2 separate regions of the Homo sapiens genome follow, and region 2 is linked to region 1. A link is an interaction called in ENCODE POLR2A ChIA-PET data of the cell type or tissue named here. Cell type or tissue: PC-9. All regions are shown on one strand. Links, peaks and the distances in the headings refer to the core of each region. The heading gives the core; the rest is flanking DNA. Region 1 holds the start of CAMK2N2 (calcium/calmodulin dependent protein kinase II inhibitor 2). Region 2 holds the start of THPO (thrombopoietin).

Region 1 (8,978 bases), core at 707-8,706:
AGAGAGGAAAGCAGATCAATAGGTGGGGCTGCGGGGTTGAGGTTTCAGGGGACTGGAAGAAATCAGAAGCCAGAAGCATGTTTTGGAGCAAGTAGTGGGTCGCCCTCAGGAGTGTGGCTCTCTGAAGGGAGGGAAGGGTTAAGCGGGGTCGAGATTTATAGAGGCGGCTGGAGTAGTCAGGCTCACAAAGGCTGACATGTGGTTACTGGGTTGCCATAGGGATGAGGTAGCAGCCAGGTTCCTGACAGGTGACAGAGACTGCCAAGGTGAGCAGTTATAGGAAAGTGGTGCCCCTATACCTGATATCACTCCTATACCCTTCCCTGAATAGAATATAGCCCTAATCCCAAGGAATGGCCAGGGGCAGAGAAAGTGGCTCACTCTTTGCCATGGAAAGCCTGAGCTACAGATGTGGGGTGGTTCCTGAGGTTTGACTGGGAGAGCATCTGGAGCAGTACTGACCTTTGAGAACCTGAAGATCCACTTCTCACCAATGGCTTCTCTGTCTGCCTTGCAGGTGAGCCGCGTGCTTGTCCCTGGAGGCCGGTTTATCTCAATGACTTCTGCTGCCCCCCACTTTCGGACCAGACACTATGCCCAAGCCTATTATGGCTGGTCCCTGAGGCATGCTACCTATGGCAGCGGTTTCCACTTCCATCTCTACCTCATGCACAAGGGCGGGAAGCTCAGTGTGGCCCAGCTGGCTCTGGGGGCCCAAATCCTCTCACCCCCCAGACCTCCCACCTCACCTTGCTTCCTTCAGGACTCAGATCATGAGGACTTCCTTAGTGCCATTCAGCTCTGAGGCCAGAGCATGGTCCTCCACCCTTCCTGCCATTCTGCCCTGGGCTCCTCAGGTAGTTGGAATTCCTGACTTAGGACTTGGGGTTGGGTCCAAGGTGCTTACATCCCAGGGGCCTCATGCCTAAGATAGAGGGTGGGAGCGAACCCACATGAACCAATACAGCCCAGCTCCAACTAGATCCAGATTCCAGGTTTCTTGCTTCTTTCTTGGGTTCCTCAGTTCTCTCCTGGGTTCCCCAACCTCCTCTGCCACCACACCAAACCACCAGTGATGCATCCCCTGGGGCAAAGCTCATCATAACCCCTCTGCACACCAGCCAGCCTGGAGACCGTTGTTCCTGGGGCCTGTTACTGATCCTCATCTAGCCTTGATTTATCCACAGGAGACTGCAGGCTTTGAACCTAGATTGCTTTATGTTTCTCACCCTAGCTCCATCCCCAACACTGGTGACCAGTCACGCCTGGGTTGTATCTCTACCCAAGGAGGCCACATCATAATGAGGTTCCCAGGCCAGCCTGGCCTGTCTGTCTTACTTGGCAACCGTCCCTCACCAGCAACATGCACCTGAGATTCCCAAGTACCTGCCCCCCCTCCCATTTTGGCCTGGCTCCTGAGACCTAAGCAGCGGCCACACACACACAGAGGGGGTCTGTGTTTATTCACACACTCCTGGTACAGTGAGGATGGAGGAACATTTACGAAGGGCACCCCTGGGTTGAGAACATCTCCGGGGCCACAGATGTCATCCAAAGGTTCAGAGCAGTCCCCATTTGGGTTCCCAGGGGCAAGACGCAGGGGTCCAAGGTAAAATCGGATCTGGGCCCTTGGAAGGTGATGATACCTTGGGGAGAAGGGGTCTGCCAGAAAGCCTCCTGGGGTCAGGCCTGGGCAGACTGGCCATGTGGTTGGTAACCGTGTCGGGGGCTTGTCTCATCCCAGCCTCAACACCCATCCTATCTGCCAGGCGCAGAAGAGCGTGGCCGAGACTGAGGGGAGGGCAGGAACCATGAGCAGAGCCAGTAAACAAAGAGTCGGATATAAAAATACAAATGTGCTGAGGAAGTCCCTTAGAAAGAGGCTGAGGCTGGGGTCACGCCAGACAGGGGTGGGGGCGAGGAACGGCCCGGAGGACTGGGCTCAAGTGGGTGGAAAGCTCATGCAAGTACGCAGCCAAACATCCCTGGCCGCGCGCGGTCCGACACCGGCGGCCGCCCGGTCTGCAGACCAGACTGGCCGGAGGGGGGCGGGGCAGGGGAGCCGTGCGGGAGGGGGCGGGCCGGGGGCTGGGGGCCGCGGGTCTCCGTGTCCGTTCCGGTGTGCGGGGTGGGGCTGCGGCCCGAGGTTTTAAAGTGCATGAGCGCGGCGGCGGGTTCCGGGCGGGTCCGCGCCGCCGCTACCGCGGCCGCCGTGGTGCTGAAGCGGACAGCTCCGGAGTGCCTGGCGGCGGCGGCGGCACGGCCCTGCAGCCCCCGCCCGCGGGCGCCTGGGCCGGGGCGGGGGGGCGCCGGCAGCCGCATCGCCGGCCCGCGCTCCTGGCCGCTGCGAGGCTGGGCCCGGAGCCCGCCGCCCGAGCCGGCGCGTCTACACTCCGGACGGCGGCTTCTCCCCCATCCCCTTCAGCACGTCGTCTATCCGGTCATCCTCGATCACCACTGCGCAGGGAGAAAGCGCGTCAGCCGCGCGGCCTCGGGGGGCGGCGGCGATGAGAATGAGCCCCGCGTCCTAGCTTCCCGCGCAGCTACTGCCCGTGGCCCAGCGACGCCCCTCGGAACCCTGTGCCGCGGTGTCCTCCCCGTCCGAACTCTTCTGGAGACCCAACCCGCCGCCAAGCCTAGACCCCCTCCCCTCCCGATGGCGGAACGCCCCTCTTCCAAAGGCTCCAGCTATTCTCCCTCCCAGTGCGAGCCCTCCTGCCACCTGAGCCTTCCTCCCTCTGAGTTGATCAGAAACCTCTTGCTCACGGAATCCCCCTCTTCAACCCGCACTTCAACAGATCCCCCTGCTCAAATGGGGCTCAAACCGAGTATCCAGCTGGTCCAGCCCTCTCCTCAACCTGAGCCCTCTCGCCGCTGGAACCCCTCTTCCGATCCTGGCACCAACAGAGCTCCCCTCCCCATGCAAACAACCAAGACAAGCGGACCCCCGGCCTCCTGCCCTCTCTTGTTAGACGTCCCTCTCGACCCGAAGGTTCTTCGTATTGTCCACCGACTCAGTATTTGATCCCAAAGAATCAGCCCGTTACCCCGTGCTCCCACTTCCGTGCAGCCCCAAATGCCCCGACCGGCCCCTCCCCCTCGCCCGGGTGCCAGGGCTCTGCTTCCAGAGGTGGCGAGCATCGAATCCGGGGCACCGTGTTCCCGGGAGAAGGGAAGAGGGGGACACACACTGCAGCGGGGACCCCCCCCTCCAGCCCGGGCTGGAGAGCGGCTGGTGCGCTGGTCTGCGGCAAGAGCTGCGGGCACTCGGCGGGGAACGGCAGCCGGGGGGCGCCCGGCGGAGGGTTTCTGGGTCAGGCGGCGACTCCGGGCCCGGGCCGCGTACCTCGCTTGGCTCGGCCGATCTGGCCCAGCTTGGGGGGTCGCTTGGCCTGGTTGCCCGCGAAGAAGGAGTTGGTGTCCTGCAGGCGGCAGCTGAAGGAGAGGTCGGAGCCCTCGGGGTCTGCGCCGAAGCGGCCCATCTTGTCTTCGCTGTAGGGCAGGATCTCGGACATGGCGGGCGCGGGGTGGGCGCGGGGCGGGAGCGGGACTGCGGCGGGGCGCGGGCGGCGGGCTTGCTGCCGGACCGGCCCTACCTCAGCAGGGGAGCCGGCGGAAGGATGAAGTCATGCAGCATCCGGGGCTGAGGAGCCAAGCGGGGCCTCCTCCCCCGCGCCTCCGCCTCCCGGGCCGCTGGGCAGGCGGCGGCGGCGGCGGTGGCGGGGACCGGGCGGGGGCGGGGGCGGGGGGCGGGGGTGGCGGCGGCGGCGGCAAGAGCGGAATGACGATGAGCGCCCGACTGCGGCAGAGCACGGCGGGCGGGGCGCGGTGGAGGCGGGGCGGGCACTGGCCAGGGGAAAGAGGCGGGGCCGGGGGCAGGAGCGCGCCCAGCTACCCCGGGAACAGAGGCAGCTGGAGTGGGAGGTTCCCGCACTGTGGCGGGGAATGGCCAGCACGTGGGTCTTGGGGAATAGTACCAGCCAACCCGGCCGGGACCTCGCGGGGAGGGGCGGGACCGAAGGGGGGTGGGATCGAGCCTGGTACTGGAGGAGCTTGGAGGAGGGTCTGACCCCTAGGCTGGGAGAGGCGTGCAAGGGGGACTGGGAGCAGGAGGGCAAAAGCTGGCCGGGCGCGTTGGGGCGGGAAGGCGGCCGCAGGGCTGGCAATGGAAAGCGGGGAGCGGGAAATGCGCGGGGAGGAGACTCGGGTACAGGGTGACTGGGGAAGGCACGAACCCACAGCGCGGGAAGAGCTCGGGCCAGTGGGATGGTGCCCTTGCCGCTGACGCGCTCTTGTACTAGTTGCTCTGCTGGTCTTAAGTAGATCGTCAGGGTCCGTGCGCCTCTGAGTGCCGGTCTGTGTCTCTGTCTCCGCCTTTGTGTGTGTCAGTCCATCTCTAAGTGTCTGTATCTCTCTGTCTCTGTGCCCCGTATCTCTTTCGCTGTGTTATGGCCTTTGTCTATGCCTGTCCCTTAAGTGTCTGCCTTTCTCTATCTATCTCCATTCTTGACTCCTGTATCTCTGTGCCAGTGTCTCCGTCTCCTGAATCTGGGTATTTCAGTCTCTCCTAGGAGGGGTCTATAGAAACTGGGCCGACGCGCGCGCACCAGGGCAGACACCCCCAGCCCTAGTCCGGTGGCTGTAGCCCCCCGCGGCTCTGGAGTGGTGCGCTCGCAGTGTAGGAGGAATGAATGGCGGCGTCGCGGGGGGCGCCCTGGGCTGCGGGTGACGCGGGGAAGCTCGGAGCACCTGAGGACGCGGAGCGCGCCAGTGTGTGCCCCGAGGGAGTGCGGTAGAGATGGAGGGTGCCCCCCGCCCTCGTTGCTTTGGACCACGGGTGAGTTCTCGCCTCACCGATGGGAACATGCCCTCTTCTCCCCTTGCCTCCCGCCCCCACAACCCCCGCCCTGGCTGGCCGTCACCCGCGGCGTCACCTGCTTGCCAGCGCGCAGGAGCTCTGGCGCAATCACTGGCCTTGGGGAGGAGGGGGTGTCTCACATGCGGCGACAGTGACGGCAGCGCTGAAAACGGTAATGATCACCCTGTACGTTCATTCCACACTCCAGGCGAACGCGCTTTCCTTCCTTAATCTGGCCAAATTACCAAATCACACAGCTGGTGAGGCTGCCTTGTAGTGGGTCTCCTTCCAACACTTTCTCGCCAGGTGTTAATACCGGAGACACAGGGACAAACGCAATGGTGGCTGCCCAGGGAACTGGATGGGGGGGGCGGTATGCCACAGGATACCTTGATGCCAGCCTCACTCAAGGGCCCAGGCCTGGGGGCCCATCACTATGAAGCCCTCCTCTGCTCTGTCCTAGTCTCCGGGATGAGGGCCACAGCTGGAGGTGGAGGCCCAGCCTGGAGTGAGAGGAGCCCTGAAACTGGAAGGACAATAAAGGCGGAAGACTGGGGTCACTGGAAGAGAGTCCAGAAAATTCCACATACACTGGAAGTTGTCCAGTAATGGGTTCCAATCCTGACTCCCACTTTCTCAGTGACCTTGAACTGAAGGACCCATAATCATGGTTTTAAAAAATTAATTCGTTTGTACTTAAAACATTTTAGGAGGCCGGGCTCAGTGGCTCACGCCTGCAATACCAGCACTTTGGGAGGCCGAGGTGGGTGGATCACCTGAGGTCAGGAGTTTGAGACCAGCCTGATCAACATGGCAAAACCCTGTCTCTACTAAAAATACAAAAAAAATTAGCCAGGTGTGGCACACACCTGCAGTCCCAGCTACTTGGGAGGCTGAGGCACAAGAACCGCTTGACCTAGGGTGGCAAAGGTGGCAGTTGGCGGACATTGGGCCATTGCACTCCAGCCTGGGTGACAAAGCGAGGCGAGACTCCGTCTCAATAAAAGAAAGAGAGAGAGAGAGAGAGAGAGAGAGAGAGAGAGAGAGAGAGAGAGAGAAAGGAAGGAAGGAAGGAAAAAAATTTTAGGAAAATTAAGAAAATCACATAACATCTTTTTTTTTTTTTTTTTTTTTGACACGGAGTCTTGCTCCGTTGCCCAGGCTGGAGTGCAATGGCGCGATCTTGGCTCACCATAACCTCTACCTCCCAGGTTCAAGCGATTCTCCTGCCTCAGCCTCCCGAGTAGCTGGGACTACAGGCACACGCCACCATGCCCAGCTTTTTTTTTTTTTTTTTTTTTTTTTTTTTTTTGAGATGGAGTCTCACTCTGTCGCCAGGCTGGAGTGCAATGGCGCCATCTCAGCTCACTGCAACCTCCCCCTCCTGTGTTCAAGTGATTCTCATGCCTCAGCCTCCTGGGTAGCTGGGACTACAAGTGTGTGCCACCACTCCCAGCTAATTTTTGTATTTTTAGTAGAGACAGGGTTTCACCATGTTGGCCAGGATGGTCTCAATCTCTTGACCTCGTGATCCGCCCACTCGGCCTCCCAAAGTATTGAGATTACAGGTGTGAGCCACTGCGCCCTGCCAGTCTTTGTATTTTTTGTAGAGATGAGGTTTCACTATGTTGGCCAGGCTGGTCTTGAACTCCTGACCTCGCGATCCGCCCGCCTTGGCCTCCCAAAGTGCTGGGATTATAGGCATGAGCTACCACACCCGGCCTTATAACTATATATATATATATATATCCTTCTAGTCTTTTCACCATGTGTCTGCATGATATGATACCTCTGTAAGCCCCATGTTCTAGTCTGAAGCATGGGGATGATAAAACCTACTTATTAAGGAACGTTTTGCTGGGCAACATTCATGGCTCACACCTATGAATTCCGCCACTCAGAAGGCTGAAGCAGAAGGATCGCTTGAAGCCAGGAGTTGGAGACCAGGCTGGACAACATAACTAGGCCCCATCTCTAAATAAATAAGTAAATAAATAAGCAAGCCGGGTATGGTGGTACACACCTGTGGTCCCAGCTACTTGCAAGGCTGTGGTAGAAGGATCACCTGGGCACAGGAGTTTGAGGCTGCAGTGAGCCATAATGGTGCCACTGCACTCTGGCCTGGGTGACAGAGCAAGACCCTGACTCAAAAAAGAAAGAAAAGGACAGTTTTGTAGATGAAACTGTCCTGGGGTAAAGTGGGTTGTCTCGGGAGGTAGTGAGCTGCCCCTCACCTAAAATGCCAAAGAAGAGGCATGAGGGTTCTTGCCAAGGATGAGATAAGAGTATTGTGTGAGGAATTGAAACAATTCTCCTTTCTCTCTGCACAATGAGGGAGATTGGAAAAATGACAGTTTAATCCAGAATTCACTTGGTTACCTCCTTCTTAAATAATTATATTCCCGTCCCGGCCGTGCCTGCTGGATCATGGTTAAAGCAAAAGTCCTAAGTACAAACCTGTGGACTATTATGATATATAAGCTTCAGCTATGTTGTAAAAATGTGGGGATTTCTTTAAATTCTGCTCCTCTCTTTAAAATTCTGATATTCTGCTTCCTTCCCATGAGAGGAAAATACATTTTCACTAAAATGAAATAAAGCTTGTATAGAGTTGCGTGACAGTGCATTGAGTCTCTCAATTGGAAGTCCCTCAAACCTAGTATACTTGTCCACGTGCTCTACACAGATAACATGCCTTTTGACAATTGAGTATTAGTGACACTTTTAGTCAAGTGGAAACTGTAGACCCCTGTAGTGGATTGAATAGGGACTCCCACAACAATTCAATGTTCACCTGTAACCTCAAAGTGTGACCCAGGGCCAGGTGCAGTGGCTCATGCCTGTAATCCCAGCACTTTGGGAGGCCAAGGCGGGAGGATGACTTGAGCCTAGGAGTTCAAAACCAGCCTGGGCAATATAGTGAGACGCCATCTCTACTAAAAAAAAAAAAATTAGTTAGGCATGGTGGTGCATGCCTGTAGTCCCAGCTACTTGGGAGGCTGAGGTAGGAGGATAACTTGAGCACAGAAGCTAGTTGACAGTGAGCTATGACTGTACCGCACTGCACTGTAGCCTGGGTGGCAGAGCAAGACCCTGTCTAAAAAAAAAAAAAGTGTGACCTTATTTGGAAATAGGGCTTTTGCAGATACAATTAGTTAAGATAAGGTACAGTCAGGCTAGGTGGCTAATGCCTGTAATCCCAGCACTTTGGGAGGCCCAGGCGGGTGGATCACCTGAGGTCAGGAGTTCAAGACCAGCCTGGCCAAGATGGAGAAACCCCATCTCTACTAAAAATAGCCCAGATTGTGCCACTGCACTCCAGCCTCTGTGACAGAGTGAGATCCTGTCTCAAAAAATAAAATAAAATAAAATAAAAAAATATAGGCCGGGTGTGGTGGCTCATGCCTGTAATCCTAGCACTTTGGGAGGCCAAGGCAGGAAGATCCCATGAGCCCAGGAGTTGAAGACCAGCCTGGGCAACATAGGGAGACCCTGTCTTATATAGAAAGAAAAAAATAAAAAATAAATTAAGATGGGGTTATACTGGATTATGGTGGGCCCTAAATCCCATCACCAATGTGTTTATAAGAAGAGAACAGACACACAGGGAAAAAGGCCACATGAAAGACGCAGAGATAGGAGTGAGGGAACTACAAGGTAAGGAAAACCAAGAATTGTTGGGAGCCACCAGCAGCTGAAAGAGGCAAGGAAGAATTCTTTACTAGAGTCTTCCAAAGGAGCTTAACCCTACCAACACCTTGATTTTGGACTTCTGGCCTCCAAAACTGTGAGAGAATAAGTTTCTGTTGTTTTAAGCCCTCAGTTTGTGGTACCTTGTTACAGCGGCCCTAAGAAACAAATACAAGCTGTTAGAAATATTTTGGGGTAAGCTGGGTGTGGTGGCTCACACTTGTAATCCCAGCACTCTGGGAGGCTGAGGCGGGTGGATCACCTGAGGTCAGGAGTTCAAGACCAGCCTGGCCAACATGGCAAAACCCCATCTCTACTAAAAGTACAAAAATTAGCTGGGCATGGTGGTGGGCGCCTGTAATCCTAGCTACTGGGGAGGCTGAGGCAGGAGGATTGCTTGAACCCGGGAGGCAGAGGTAGCAGTGAGCCA
Region 2 (8,951 bases), core at 1-8,000, 120 kb after region 1:
GATGAAAGCATATGGTGTGCCGGGTGCAGTGGCTCATGCCTGTAATCCCAGCACTTTGGGAGTCCAAGGCGGGTGGATCACCTGAGGTCAGGAGTTCGCCACCAGCCTCACTAACATGGTGAAACCCCGGCTCTACGAAATACAAAAAAACTAGCAGGGTGTGGTGGTTCATGCCTGTAATCCAAGCTACTTGGGAGGCTGAGACAGGAGAATCGCTTGTACCTGGGAGGCGGAGGTTGTGGTGAGCCGAGATCGCACCATTGCACTCCAGCCTGGGCAATAAGAGTGAAACTCCGTCTCAAAAAAAAAAAAGAAAGAAAGAAAGAAAGAAAGAAAGCAAGAAAGCATATGGTGTCTCCTTTTTGTCAGGACTCCTCAGTGAATCGGACATGGATTTGGTGCCACCTACCCCTGCTGAGAGCAGCAGGACATGATATGTATACACACATATCTTAATTAGCCTTAAATTCTGAGCAACCTTGGTTGTTAGGTCAGAGAAAATCTGGGATGGGGATAGAGAAGGAAAGTATTGTGGCTTCAGCCTGGAGAAGAGAGTGGAAAATGGGATGCAGGGCCTGGGTGAGGAACTGGCAAACGGGCGCAATATGTTGAGGGGTAACTTCTGCGGTGGGGAGTGGGGCTGGGGAGGGGAACTGCACAAAGCTGTAACTGGGACCACTAGAGGTCAGGATTAAAAGGCGGTATGGGAGAAATTAACCTCTATTCTTTCCCTATCTACCCCCACACATAAAGCCACTGGAGCTTTTCTCTGGACTCCAAGTCCTGAAATACTCCATTATCTGAGGCCAAGAGATGGGCTAACAGTTCTGGGACTTCCTTCCTGAGACCAGCTGCCCAGGAACGGGCACCTGCTGGGTGATGCCCACCTTAGGGGCTTACCTTGTCTTAGGCGCCCACTAACATATCTGTCTCATAGCTCACACCTGCCTCCCTGCCCCCTTGGCAGAACCCCTTCCGGTTCCTTCACAGGACCCCCCACATGGCTTCCTCCTCCTTTCACAAGTTGTGCAAAGAGGCTTGCACCTGATTCAATATTGGGATTTCCTGTAGGTCTGTCAACATGAGTGGGCCCTCCTCCCATTACCCTCTCCTTGCGCCCTGGCTTGCCTGGCCCAGCTTCCCCAGCACCAGATTCAGAACCTTAAGCTAACGAGGAATGACCAGCTAAGAATGGGGATTGGGGCTGTGTCCATCTTACTACTGTGTTTGCTAAGCCCTAAGTGCAGCTCCCTCTCTTATTTTCTCCCTGGGCTCATGTCCCCTTTCCTTAGGGCCAGCCAGGGCTGTGCTGTATTCCACCAAGTAAGTGATCAGTCCCTCAGAAACCAGCACCCCACCCCCTACCCCTGCTCTGCCCTGCTCCTCCCATTCTGGGAAGGCTACACTCTTCTCGACAAAGGTCAGTGCCTGTAGGTTCCAGTTTGCCTGCCCCTCCCCCAGCTGGGAGCCCATTTCTCTTTGCTGTCCTTTCTACCCTCACATAACCCCACACCCTGCTGGCCACTCACCGGGTGGAGAAGGGCTCCAGGACCCAAGTGCACAGCAGGCAGCCCTCTGGGGAGCAGATGGGTAGGAAGACATGTGGCGGTGGGGCACAGCCCCTCCACAGCAGCAGGTCATACGCCTGCCTGGGCCACTTCTGCCCAATCAGAGAAGGGAGCCACCAGACACTGGTGAAGGCCCCCGGAAGTGACGCCTTCTCTTCCCTGGAGCCCCTGCCTGGACCAGGGTCCACTCCTCCACCCACACACACCACGGAGAAGATTTGGATAGGGGGATCCATCTTTTCCTGGACATGGGCAACCTGGGACCTGGAGGGGGACAGGAGCAGAAGTTTTTTTCCAGGAGGAATCTGGCAGGACATTTGTGTTGCTGGGGAAGAAGCACAGAGGTCTTGTTTAAGATTGGTGGGGTTTTCACTCCCTGGCTATCCAAATTTCTTTTCCCTGGACATCATACCTGCTGCTGAAATCCAACAGGATGCTTGCTTTCCTGCTTTTCTTTCTGTAATCCCCTAGGGAGTCCTATCTTGTCATTCCCCCTTTCGAAGTGGGAACACGGATATTGCCCACATGAGAGAAATCTCCTGTTATGGGTTGGTGTTATGGGGAAAGGGTTTGGACGGGTTGAGTGGACTGTCAGGTGCGGGGCACATGTATGTGCGCACACGTGCACTGGGTTAAGCCTGAGCTTAGGTGCTCGTCTGCTGGGGTCCAGTGGCTTAGATGGCTACACACACAGACCTCTGTGCCCAGGGCCCTCCTTTGCTTGTTCTGTCTCCGTCTTCCATCTCCTACCGTTCCACATGTGACAAGAGGAATAACCAGGCCCATGTGTCCCTGTCTTAGGAAAGACAGCTGCTGGACCTCCCCCGCAAATACCTCCCTGCTGGCCCCCCTTTTCCTTTGGCCCTGGCTCTAGCTCCTTTGCTTTCTTCCCAGTCCCAGTCTCCCCACAGTCTCTGTCCTCAGGGGCTTCCTGGCCTGACCTTGATCCCATCATCCCCCTGTCCCCCAGAACTTCCTCAGGCTCTCTCCTGTTCCTCCTCCCCAAGGATGGGCATGTCTGCTGAGAAGTGTGGCCTAGATCCTGGAATTTTCCCGTCCAGCCAGACGAGATGTCTCCCAAGATTAGGAAGGAGGGTGCTGGGATAGCTGGGAGGATAGTGGGTGTGTGTGGGAGGGAGAGACAGGAGACAGGGAGGCAGGCATGACCAGGGAACCAAGAGAAAGGAGGCTGGGAGTGGGCTGGAGAGGCAGAGGGTCCCTTGGGTGAAGGAAGGGGGTGAGAAAGCAAGAGGGGACTGTCGAATGCGCCTGAGGATAAGTTACAATGAGAGGGAGATACTGTCACTCCACAGAAGGGGGAATGCTGCCGGTTTCTGGCTAGGTCCCTGTCCTGGGTAACACAAGAATGAGGAGCGACCTCAGAGAGAAGGTAGGGAGGCAGGCTAGGCAGTGAGAGAGGGTGGTGAGGGTTTGGGGGGCGCTGTGGGCCCAGGCAGGGGGAGATCGGCTGATGGACCTTTCCTGTACGTTGTCATCTTTAAAGACAAGTCTTCATCCTTCGGGCGGAACCGGGTCCTCGCTCACAGAGCGGTCCAGGCCTCAGGCCTAGCCTCTGCCCCTCCCTAGCCTGAGGCTCCCTTCCTGGGCTGGACACCGACCTCCTGGTCCAGCCGCCCTGTGGCCGCCAGCAGCGGGGGGCTCCGGGCCCGCCTCTCCTCCCCCTCTTCGCGCCCCCTGGTCCCTCCCCTCCCCCTCCCCCGCTCCCCCTTCCCCTCCCGCCCCTCCCTCCTCCCCTGCCCGGTCCCAGCCCCTCCCTCCCCTCCCCCACCCGCGATCCGGGCCGCTGCTGCTGGGTCGGACCCCCCGGGCTCAGCCCGGCCCCTCGCCGAGCTGCCGCCGCCGCCCCGTTTGCTGAGGAGGAGGCCCCCGGCCGGGGCGTCGGGCGCGGGGCATAAAACGGGCCGGAGCCGGCGCCCGGGGCAGTAGAGCCGCGTACGGCCCGGGTCAGCGCCCGCCCGCCCGCGCTCCTCCCGGCCGCTCCTCCCGCCCCGCCCGGCCCGGCGCCGACTCTGCGGCCGCCCGACGAGCCCCTCGCGGCACTGCCCCGGCCCCGGCCCCGGCCCCGGCCCCCTCCCGCCGCACCGCCCCCGGCCCGGCCCTCCGCCCTCCGCACTCCCGCCTCCCTCCCTCCGCCCGCTCCCGCGCCCTCCTCCCTCCCTCCTCCCCAGCTGTCCCGTTCGCGTCATGCCGAGCCTCCCGGCCCCGCCGGCCCCGCTGCTGCTCCTCGGGCTGCTGCTGCTCGGCTCCCGGCCGGCCCGCGGCGCCGGCCCAGAGCCCCCCGTGCTGCCCATCCGTTCTGAGAAGGAGCCGCTGCCCGTTCGGGGAGCGGCAGGTAGGTGGGCGCCCGGGGGAGGCGCGGGCGGGGAGTCGGGCTCGGGGCGAGTCAGCGCCAGCCCGGAGGGGGCGCGGGGCGCAGGTGGCTCGGCGCGGCGGGCGGCCCGGAGGGTGGGCGGGGGCAGAAGGGCGCGGTGCCTGGGACCCGGGACCCGCGGGCAGCCCCCGGGGCGGCACACGGCGCGAGCTGGGCAGCGGCCTCCAGCCAAGCCCGTCCCCGCAGGCTGCACCTTCGGCGGGAAGGTCTATGCCTTGGACGAGACGTGGCACCCGGACCTAGGGGAGCCATTCGGGGTGATGCGCTGCGTGCTGTGCGCCTGCGAGGCGGTGAGTGCACCCCGCGGCCGGCCCGGGCCCTGGCGGGTGGGGAGCGCCGGGTCGCGCGGGCGTCGGAGTGGACTCGGAGCTGCTGAGAAGGAGCCCAGTCGGCAGATGTTGGGGATATTTTTCTGGTGGAGGAAGGGGAATCAGCCCCTCCAATTCTTAGGTGCTGTTACTGATCGCCCACTCTGTGTGAGGCTCTGTGCCAACTCCGTTTCGTTCCCTGCTCATCTAACTCTCATGGCAGCCTTGCTAGATAGAGAGTATTATTATCCCCATTTTCCAGACAGGGACCTTGAGGCCCAGAGAGATGAAGTAGCTTGTCTAGGGTCACGCAGCTTGTAAGTGGCAGAGCTGGCTGACTCTGCGGGACATCCTTGCCTGGGGGGGTCTCATCAGTTGGCATCTTGCACTCACTTGGGTTTCCCGCCTTTTCCGGGAGCAGCCTCAGTGGGGTCGCCGTACCAGGGGCCCTGGCAGGGTCAGCTGCAAGAACATCAAACCAGAGTGCCCAACCCCGGCCTGTGGGCAGCCGCGCCAGCTGCCGGGACACTGCTGCCAGACCTGCCCCCAGGGTAAGTCTTGCTCCGCCCTGCGGGGAGGGAGGCAGGGCCACGATACTAGGTCCCGGGCCACTTGGATGGGGCGTCGGACTGGCCTTTCCCATGGCCAGCTGAAGCCCGTGTTCTTACCCCCCCGCCCGCAGAGCGCAGCAGTTCGGAGCGGCAGCCGAGCGGCCTGTCCTTCGAGTATCCGCGGGACCCGGAGCATCGCAGTTATAGCGACCGCGGGGAGCCAGGCGCTGAGGAGCGGGCCCGTGGTGACGGCCACACGGGTAGGGGGCTGGCGAACAGCGGGGTTGTGGTTGAGGCTGGGCCACCAAAGCGGCGTTTGACAGTGCTCAGGCCATCTTCCTCCCGTCCCAGACTTCGTGGCGCTGCTGACAGGGCCGAGGTCGCAGGCGGTGGCACGAGCCCGAGTCTCGCTGCTGCGCTCTAGCCTCCGCTTCTCTATCTCCTACAGGCGGTGAGAAAGGGGAAGGAGCAAGGAGGGGTCAGCTGCCGGGGCCCGGGAGGGAAACTGGGAGAGCTGGGAGGGGCTGCTTTTGGCTCAGTCCGGCCTCACCCGACCTCTCATTCCCAGGCTGGACCGCCCTACCAGGATCCGCTTCTCAGACTCCAATGGCAGTGTCCTGTTTGAGCACCCTGCAGCCCCCACCCAAGATGGCCTGGTGAGATGATGCCATTTATGAGCACTTGCCCAGTCTGGGCACTGTGCCGAGAGCATGCTCTGCATTGCCTCCCGTGGTCCTCACCACAGCCCAGTGGGAGGAAGGCACTGACATTATGATGCCCATTTTACAGAAGGGGGAACTGAGGCTCAGTAGGATAATGTGATTTGTTCAAGGTCACACAGCTAGTAAGTGGTGCAGCCAGGATTGGAACCCAAGCATCTGGCTCCAGCGTTCTTTCTTAAGCTTCCTAGGGCACCCTGGAGGTTCCTTTCCATGTTCCTTTTTCATAAGCCCTGCCTGGGCATCCTAATTGGCCTAGCCTGCACAGTGTCTGAGCGTAGGGCCTTCTTGTCTCTCTGCTCCAGGTCTGTGGGGTGTGGCGGGCAGTGCCTCGGTTGTCTCTGCGGCTCCTTAGGGCAGAACAGCTGCATGTGGCACTTGTGACACTCACTCACCCTTCAGGGGAGGTCTGGGGGCCTCTCATCCGGCACCGGGCCCTGGCTGCAGGTAGGGAGCAAAGAGCCCCGGGCGTGAAGTTCTGAGTCTTCTCTATCACCCAGGAAAGGGGGGGAGGGTTTCTGACGGGCTCTCATCATCGTCCCTTCCCCAGAGACCTTCAGTGCCATCCTGACTCTAGAAGGCCCCCCACAGCAGGGCGTAGGGGGCATCACCCTGCTCACTCTCAGTGACACAGAGGACTCCTTGCATTTTTTGCTGCTCTTCCGAGGGCTGCTGGAACCCAGGAGTGGGGGTAAGTGGGATGGGGGCAAAACACGTGAGAAGGTTAGGGAGAGCACCTGTCTCAGAAAGGCCCACATGTGCGGCCTTGCAGGACTAACCCAGGTTCCCTTGAGGCTCCAGATTCTACACCAGGGGCAGCTACTGCGAGAACTTCAGGCCAATGTCTCAGCCCAGGTGAGTGGGGATCTGGCTCTCGCTGCCACCTGTCTTGGCCTCTTGCTATTGCCCATCACACCCTGCTCTGTCCCCAGGAACCAGGCTTTGCTGAGGTGCTGCCCAACCTGACAGTCCAGGAGATGGACTGGCTGGTGCTGGGGGAGCTGCAGATGGCCCTGGAGTGGGCAGGCAGGCCAGGGCTGCGCATCAGTGGACACATTGCTGCCAGGAAGAGCTGCGACGGTGAGGCGGGGGGGGGGCCTGGTGCGCCGGGCATGCACAACTGAGAGACACAGACAAGTGCCAGGGTGGGTGTGGGAGAGATCCTGTGGACTGGGGGTGTAAGCGGCCATGGGGTAAACCTAGCCTCACCTGTCTTGCCCCTCCGTAGTCCTGCAAAGTGTCCTTTGTGGGGCTGATGCCCTGATCCCAGTCCAGACGGGTGCTGCCGGCTCAGCCAGCCTCACGCTGCTAGGAAATGGCTCCCTGATCTATCAGGTAAGAGCCAGGGGCTGCAGAAGGTGGGGGAGGGGTGGCGTGGGCAGCAGGCCCCAGGCCTTTACTGCCTCTCCACTTTGCCCTCCTCCATCCCTGCCCATCAGGTGCAAGTGGTAGGGACAAGCAGTGAGGTGGTGGCCATGACACTGGAGACCAAGCCTCAGCGGAGGGATCAGCGCACTGTCCTGTGCCACATGGCTGGACTCCAGCCAGGAGGACACACGGTGAGGGCTCCAGGTGGAGCTGGACCCCAGGGCCCAATGCATGGGCTGTGGGAAGCCAGGTTGGATGAGCAGGGATGTTCATTATCATCCACTCACTCATGGGTTCTCCCACTCATTCATTTATTCATTTGACTTTTTTTTTTTTTTTTTTTTGAGATGGAGTCTGGCTCTGTCACCAGGCTGGAGTGCAGTGGTGTGATCTTGGCTTACTGCAACCTCTGCCTCCTGGGTTCAAGCGATTCTCCTGCCTCAGCCTCCCAAGTAGCTGGGACCACAGGTGTGCACCACCACACCCAGCTAATTTCTGTATTTTTAGTAGAGACGGGGTTTCACCGTGTTGGCCAGGATGGTCTTGATCTCTTGACCTCATGGTCCGCCCACTTCGGCCTCCCAAAGTGCTGGGATTACAGGCGAGAGCCACCGTGCCCGGCATGATTTGACATTTTTAGTGAGCCCCAGACTAGGGACTAGAGTACAAAGCAAATCATATGTGGCCCCTGTGCTTAGCAAGCTCACAGTCAAATGGGAGCATTGGACCTGGAGAACAGTGCCACAGGCCACATATTAGTAAATGTAATGGCAATGGTTGCTACTTATAGGGCCTTTCCATGTGCTAGGTGCTGCATTGGTGGCCTTACATAGTTTTTGGCTTTCACAGTATCCATTTGAGAGATGAGGAAGTGAAGACTTGGAGAAGTTAAGTTACTCTTGAAGGTTGTTACATAGCTAGGAAGCAGCAGGGGAGGGCCTTGAAACTGGGCCTGCCAGGTCCTTATCCTGTGTTTCTGGTGTGTGGAAGTGTGTGTGGGTGGAGTGGGGGCACAAAATGGTCCAAGACTTCAGAACCTTGGACTCGTGTGAGAGCTGAGAAGGCCTATCCTCCCCTGCCCCCAGGCCGTGGGTATCTGCCCTGGGCTGGGTGCCCGAGGGGCTCATATGCTGCTGCAGAATGAGCTCTTCCTGAACGTGGGCACCAAGGACTTCCCAGACGGAGAGCTTCGGGGGCACGTGGCTGCCCTGCCCTACTGTGGGCATAGCGCCCGCCATGACAGTGAGTGTCCTTAGGGGTCTGTCTGCCCTTTGGTTTCCTAGAACATTTGAGGGATGGTGGCAGACAGCCGGAGCCTGGTGTGTCTTTCTTTGTGCCTAAGCTCCGGTTGCCATCTGAAGGTGGGGACATATAGGGTGGCCCTGCTGGCGGACTCTTCCTGTTGCTGAGGTTCAAGGGTCTAAAACTTGCTGCTCTCCAGGCCCTGGACCTATGGACAGTGTCTTCCAGCTCGTGGAATGTGTGCTGGGGAGCTGGGAATGCTGGGTTTGAGGGCTTGCCCTAGGCCACCTTCTCACCTGTCATCTCTCCTCTGTCTGGACCCAGCGCTGCCCGTGCCCCTAGCAGGAGCCCTGGTGCTACCCCCTGTGAAGAGCCAAGCAGCAGGGCACGCCTGGCTTTCCTTGGATACCCACTGTCACCTGCACTATGAAGTGCTGCTGGCTGGGCTTGGTGGCTCAGAACAAGGCACTGTCACTGCCCACCTCCTTGGGCCTCCTGGAACGCCAGGGCCTCGGCGGCTGCTGAAGGGATTCTATGGCTCAGAGGTAAGGATGTGATGGTAGGCGGCAGCTTGGAACATTTCTGTTTTTTAGCTTGAAGGGCTGTGTGGGCCTGTGTTGGGGAAAGCAGAGAGCAGGCAGCCTGGTATAGAAGAGCTGGCATAAATAAAATAAATTAAACAGTGATTTGTAGGCTGGGTGCAGTGGCTCAAGCCTGTAATCCCAGCACTTTGGGAGGCCAGGTGGGTGGATCACCTGAGGTAGGAAGCTCAAGACTAGCCTGACCAACATGGAGAAACCCCA

Evidence for each region. ChIA-PET counts read pairs that join two places held together with the same protein. Peaks named below come from ENCODE experiments on the same cell type or tissue, not always from the same donor. Only the 100,000 strongest peaks of a DNase experiment are listed, where the experiment ranks them.
Region 2: POLR2A ChIA-PET joins it to region 1 with 23 read pairs; 2 of 35 experiments call an interaction of 5 or more read pairs at or near these places.

Annotation. Positions count from the first base shown.
Region 1 is chr3:184,257,771-184,266,748 of GRCh38, forward strand. All of the region lies in intron 2 of EEF1AKMT4-ECE2 (EEF1AKMT4-ECE2 readthrough), which reads left to right. EEF1AKMT4 (EEF1A lysine methyltransferase 4) reads left to right here. Exons shown (of 3, transcript NM_032331.4): 3 at 518-989. The coding sequence ends at 805. It overlaps CAMK2N2 (calcium/calmodulin dependent protein kinase II inhibitor 2), which reads right to left and starts at 3,783. Exons shown (of 2, transcript NM_033259.3): 1 at 3,347-3,783; 2 at 1,443-2,457. The coding sequence starts at 3,515. The coding sequence ends at 2,387. RefSeq lists a silencer at 1,321-1,507 and enhancers at 1,887-2,437, 2,438-2,989, 4,875-5,637. In PC-9, for the core only: no CTCF peak of the experiment used is centred there; a DNase peak (open chromatin) is centred at 3,941; H3K4me3 peaks cover 2,727 bases.
Region 2 is chr3:184,376,546-184,385,496 of GRCh38, forward strand. It overlaps THPO (thrombopoietin), which reads right to left and starts at 1,662. Exons shown (of 6, transcript NM_000460.4): 1 at 1,530-1,662. CHRD (chordin) reads left to right here and starts at 3,509. Exons shown (of 23, transcript NM_003741.4): 1 at 3,509-3,921; 2 at 4,147-4,250; 3 at 4,690-4,819; 4 at 4,951-5,079; 5 at 5,171-5,270; 6 at 5,388-5,475; 7 at 5,844-5,985; 8 at 6,089-6,229; 9 at 6,311-6,393; 10 at 6,471-6,618; 11 at 6,767-6,873; 12 at 6,978-7,097; 13 at 7,992-8,148; 14 at 8,473-8,693. The coding sequence starts at 3,774. In PC-9, for the core only: no CTCF peak of the experiment used is centred there; no DNase peak of the experiment used is centred there; H3K27me3 peaks cover 6,136 bases.